Regions from separate parts of the Homo sapiens genome. Here region 1 is linked to region 2. Evidence: chromatin contacts called from ENCODE Hi-C data. All regions are on one chromosome and are shown on one strand. The core of a region is the stretch at or near the end of the contact, and the rest is flanking DNA. Distances in the headings are between cores, read along the strand shown.

Evidence for each region. Hi-C counts contacts between places; a loop is a spot of excess contacts on that map. Pooled maps may share reads with other maps.
Region 1: a pooled map shows a loop between it and region 2 (11-fold over the local background). The contact joins the enhancer-like site here to the promoter of SETMAR in region 2. A Hi-C loop is called at or near these places in 7 of 50 pooled maps.

What each region holds. Positions count from the first base shown.
Region 1 is chr3:4,849,549-4,852,248 of GRCh38, forward strand. The region is part of intron 2 of LOC124906209 (a long non-coding RNA gene); the gene reads right to left. Among named protein-coding and RNA genes, the nearest start is that of EGOT, 99 kb to the left of the region's middle. RefSeq lists enhancers at 824-943, 1,344-1,403, 1,764-1,843. Within about 2 kb of position 1,428, at least 5 of the 41 ENCODE cell types and tissues checked have a DNase peak (open chromatin) inside an H3K27ac peak, as active enhancers do.
Region 2 is chr3:4,302,117-4,304,816 of GRCh38, forward strand. SETMAR (SET and mariner transposase domain methyltransferase) reads left to right here and starts at 1,253. Exons shown (of 3, transcript NM_006515.4): 1 at 1,253-1,410. The coding sequence starts at 1,255. It also overlaps a transcript of SUMF1 not described here. RefSeq lists enhancers at 850-1,592, 1,621-1,690 and a silencer at 1,191-1,530.

The DNA.
Region 1 (2,700 bases), core at 178-2,677, 550 kb after region 2:
TATTTTAAGGCTAATAATGAGACCCTTAGCCTGACTTTTGAGCGGCAGGGAGGGAAATTTACTCCTTCCAAACTGTTACAATCATAACTACATACTTATAGAAGCAGAGTTGGGTTTTTGCCAAAACTTTTTCGCCAAAACTTTTTTTTTTTTTTTACAGATTTTGATAACATACGTGCTTGTTAGAAGACAAATTATATGACAGTAAAAGTCACCTTTACATAAGACAGAATAACAAAGGACTGTTATTGAAGGCTCTTGAGACACTGTACAGCAGAAGTGAAACTTATTTTAAATAAGATAAGAAATTGAGCCCTAAAGAAGTAAAGTAACTTGTCCAAGGACTCAGCTCCAGAATAAATAAAGATCTCCTGACTAAGCAAAATACAGAGAGCTCTTCCCACTTGCTATCTCCCTTCCAGAGTGGGGATATCAGTAATCAGTTTCCCTTAACTGTTCTCCCTTTACACAAAGCATTCATGCAGAACTTTATTTTGTCCTACATGTGGAACAATACAGATTGATTTGTTTTTTCTTTTCAAATCTCTTTCATGAGATGATGGATCTACACATTAGAAAGTATTGACTCTGAATATTTTGTCAAGACCGAAAACTTTGTGGCAAAGATAAGGAGTGAGTGAGCTCCTGAAGTCTTTATCTTTCACAACTACAAATCTCTTGTATATAGCTCTTATATAACTGCATTTTTCAAAGGGAGAATCCGTCCTCGGCCCAATCAAGGTGGCTTCTTCCTAGGGAGCATGTGCAGGTGCACACTGGTGTCCTCTCCTACCACAGATGTCAGTGTTCATTGGCAAACTCTGCCTTGGTCTTGTTCCTTACACTAATAATTTAACAATCAACTAGAATGTTGGAAAATCCCCATAAAGATTTCAATTTTACAGAAAGTACCCAAAATTCCACTAGTTTTGCATCACAAAGTAGTGGTTGAAGTAAAGTTTTGAGTAAAACGCCGTGTGTGTGGTTTTTGTGGGTGGTTGCAGCTCAGAACAACGTTTAGGCCTCATCAATCATCTGACAGGAGAGAGTATGATGGCAATTTATAATAAGATGATTATAATTATCATACACATTTTTCCATCTTTGGTATCATATGCCACATTAAGCAACTCTTACAACCTAGAGGCCAATTCAGAAGCATAACAAGCCTTCAGGTCTGGAACCAAAAAAGTCTACCAAAATCAAGAAAATAAAAAGGTAGATCACTGGTGGGTGTTTACATTTGGTCAACTCAGACAATGCTATGGAGTCTCCAGCTGCTGGTATTTTAAACTCATTTGGTAAAACAAATCTCTAGCTTACTAGGGCAAGACATTAAAAAAAAAATTACCAAAGGAACATCTTAAAATACTTTAAGGTCATGACAAACCAGTGTGAAAGAGAATCCTAACACCTAGAAGCGAAACTGCATCATCCACCCAGCTTGGAGAGAAAAAAGAAAGCCAAAAACCACTATAGAATAAGAATGCAGAGTTTGAGAAAACCCCTAAGGTGAATTCTGAACAACAACACAAAGAGTCCAACAACATAAGAAGTGCACACTGTACGCAAGAACCACTAACGGAAAGAGTTTGCCAGCACATTTATAATGACCTCACAATACATGGTTGGTCCCAGGTAAATGGAACTTCAGACAATCCAGGAATTTCACCTATTTACTCCTGAGCATAAGTCACATACTTATCACCTATGGTATCTCATAAAGTCTTGTAAGAAGCTTTTTGTAAAAGTTCTCTGCAGAAAAACAATTAAGGTTTGGTATAAAACTGGGACAAGGAGACCTGAACCACACAAGGCTTAGGTGCTAGGTCTATGTCAGAGTCCACATGGCAACATGGTGGAATGGAAAGAACATGGGCCTTAAAGTGGATAAGAATTCTAATACCATTTCTGTCACTGAAATGTTATAACTTGGAGCAAGTTACTAATGATTTTAATGTGCAGTTCCCCCCTTCTCAAGAGTAGAGATGCTACCACGTACTTCTTTGGGCAGTAATGGGCATCAAGAAAGATAATCTATACCAAGAGTCTGGCATATACCTGATACGTTACTTCCCATTCCTTTGCAACATGACCATTTCCTTTTTTTCATACCTATCCACAATCTCAGCTAACTATTGCATGACCAAAAGCTTCTTTCTGTTCCCACTAAATGGGTCTGATGTTATTACTGCGGGATCCTAAATCTACATGTCTTAACATGACATATTTGGGCCACATCCAGTCATTTTAAAAACTTTTATCTTTCTATCCAAAGTACGTTTTAACTATCAGTTTGAACTGAATAAATTCATAAAGAAACCTCTCATACAGCTTATGACTTCCAGATAACTATCCTCATATTTTTTAGCAGTGCTGGATTCAAATCTGACTTCTTTTCTTAAAATAAATCTTGGGCCAGGCACAATGGCTCACGCCTGTAATCTCAACACTTTGGGAGGCCAAAGTGGATGGATCACCTGAGATCAGGAGTTCGAGACCAGCCTGGCTAACATGACGAAACTCTGTCTCTACTAAAAATACAAAAATTAGCCAGGTGTGGTGGCGCATGCCTTTAGTCCCAGCTACTCAGGAGGCTGAGACAGGAGAATCACTTGAACTCGGGAGGCGGAGATTGCAGTGAGCCAAGATTGTGCCCCTGTGCTCCTGCCTAGGCAACAGAGTGAGATTCCATCTCTA
Region 2 (2,700 bases), core at 3-2,502:
CTGAGACAGGTCTCAATTTAGAAAGTTTATTTTCCCAAGCTTAAGAATGCGCCCCCAACATAGCCTCAGGCAGTCCTGATGACATGTGCCCAAGGTGGTTGGGATACAGCTTACTCTCACACATTTTAGGGAGACATAATACATCAATCAATACATGTAAGATTGGTTGGATCTGGAAAGGCAGACAACGAGAAGCGGGTGAGGGGTGGCTTCCAGGTCATAGGTAGATTTAAAGATTTTCTGATTGGCAACTGGTTATTATCTAAAGACCTAAAATCAATAGAAACGAATGTCTGGGTTGCAATAAGAGGTTGTGGATACCAAATTTGATCGTGGAGATGAAGCCTCCAAGAGGTAAATTTCAGAGAACAGATTGTAAATGTTTCTTATCAGACTTAAGGTGTGTGTTGATGTTGATGCTGGCTGGCTTTTCCTGAATTCCAAAAGGAAGAAGGGCATAATGAGGCATGTTGGACCCCCCTTCCCATCATGGCCTGAACCACTTTCTCAGGTTAACCTTGGCAGAGAGGAGGGGTCCCTTCAGATGGTTTGGAGGATTGGAATTTTATTTTTGGTTTACAGTTTCAAGGAGAAGCAGGACAATCATGTCAGAGAGCTTCAGTGAGGTTGAAAATGCTCCACCGGATTCAGCAGTCTTGAGGCTATCAGAATCCTTTGGCAGGGCAGGGGTTTGGAGGGGTGAGGGTAGAGGGATGGAGAGGAGGGAAAAGGACAGGCAAAGGGGCACGGATACCTCCATCAGGGAGTGAGCATGCCCCCACACAAATTCCTTAAGGCACCCTGTGAGGCTATCGCCTTGGCACAAACCCTATCACATGTCAGTCAACTTCCCGGCAAGCCGCAGACCTTTAGAAACCTTGGTGTGCGTTTCCCCGCTCGGTTTAGAACGCACCCCTGCCTCCACTCCACAAACGTGCAGTGAGCCCTCAAAAACCTGGACAAATGACCTCACCTCGAAAGCCCCCTCTCTGATGCTCCCAGGAAAAACTAAAGCACCTCACTTTGTTTCGTCCGTACCTTACATGGTTTTGTAATTATCTGTGGTGCCTCTGGCTGAAATCAAAACGGGAGCCAGACCCAAAAAGTCAAGGAAGGGAAGCGCCTTCCAGGCCACTCCTGAGAAGAAACGAACTACAATTCCCATGAGGCGGTGGGGCCACGGGACCACAAGTCCCAGCATCCACCGCGCGGCCCAGGACTGTCAGGGTAGTGGGCGTTGCGTGAGGCGGGTAAATGTTCGCGGAAGCGGCAAAGACGACACGGCCTTGTGGGATGGCGGAGTTTAAGGAGAAGCCTGAGGCCCCGACTGAGCAGCTGGATGTCGCGTGCGGCCAGGAAAACTTGCCGGTGGGCGCGTGGCCCCCGGGGGCCGCGCCGGCGCCCTTCCAGGTAGGGGCGGGGCCAGGCGGCGCGGGAGGCGGGCGCGCGGCTCCCCCACGTGGTCTCCTCAAGCCGCCTCGCTGGGACGGCCTCCCAGTCGCGACCTTTTGTCTTCTCTTACAGCGCACCCGTTGGTGCGCGGGAATAGGTGTGCATGCCCCGGCCTGGGCCTTTTTCTGTTGACCCACGGCATCACCTTAGCAAGGGTGTTGTCCTTTTCAGTCCATTCCCTGAAGCGCAGAACCGGAGGCCTTGTGAGAACCTGGCTTTTTGTCCAGTCCTGTCCTCAGAACTCAAGGAGGCATCACGGGGGGAGTCATTTACCTCCCTGGTCTCAGGTGTCTCTCACAGGTAGGATAAGCCGTGGGGCCTATTAATGGATCGCAGCCGGTGTCGTGCATAAAAACAGCCCCTCGAGTCAGCCTTAGCTGTGGTCTCCCTCACGCTGTGGGCTCTTGGGCGAGTGTAAATTAGCTGTGGCTCAGCCTTAGAGTCTTCCAGCGTACAGTGGAACAGTACCTCTCTTCCGGAGTGCTTTGAAAATGGCAAGGAAAATACACTTTCCGGTTTGCTGTAAGAACTCAGTAAATGTTTGCTTCTATTAACTACCTCAAAGCCCTTTCTACTCTCCTTTTTCTTTTTGAGACTGAGTCTCGCTCTGTCGCCCAGGCTGGAGTGCACTGGCGCGATCTCGGCCCACCGCAACCTCCACCTCCCGGGTTCAAGCGATTCTCCTGCCTCAGCCTCCCGAGTAGCTGGGATTACAGGCATGGGCCACCACGCCCGGCTAATTTTTGTATTTTTAGTAGAGACAGGGTTTCTCCATGTTGGTCAGGCTGGTCTCGAACTCCCAACCTCAGGTGATCCGCCCGCCTCGGCCTCCCAAAATGCTGGGATTACAGGCATGAGCCACGCTCCCAGCCTCTACTGACTTTCTTATCCCTCCGACCTTGGCCTGAGCGTTACCCAAGGAATAAGGAATGACCAAAGATTTTGAAGTGGAAAGAGCGCTGGACGTGGAAGTTGGAGAGTATGGTTCGGAGCTTAGACATCTTAGCTACTTCCCAGAGCCTGAGTTTCTTCATCTGCAAAATGAAAATAATAATTTAAAAATGCATAGCCCCTTTAACATCCATTATCAACAATGAACCCTATCTGCCCTTTCTTTTTCCTAGGGGTTTTTGTGAGGATCAGATAAGATAAGAGATTCAATAGCAGCTTTCAAAGATGTCAAGGAAAAGAATCAAACTCTAAAATATTTGAAGAGATTTATTCTGAGCCAAATATGAGTGACCATGG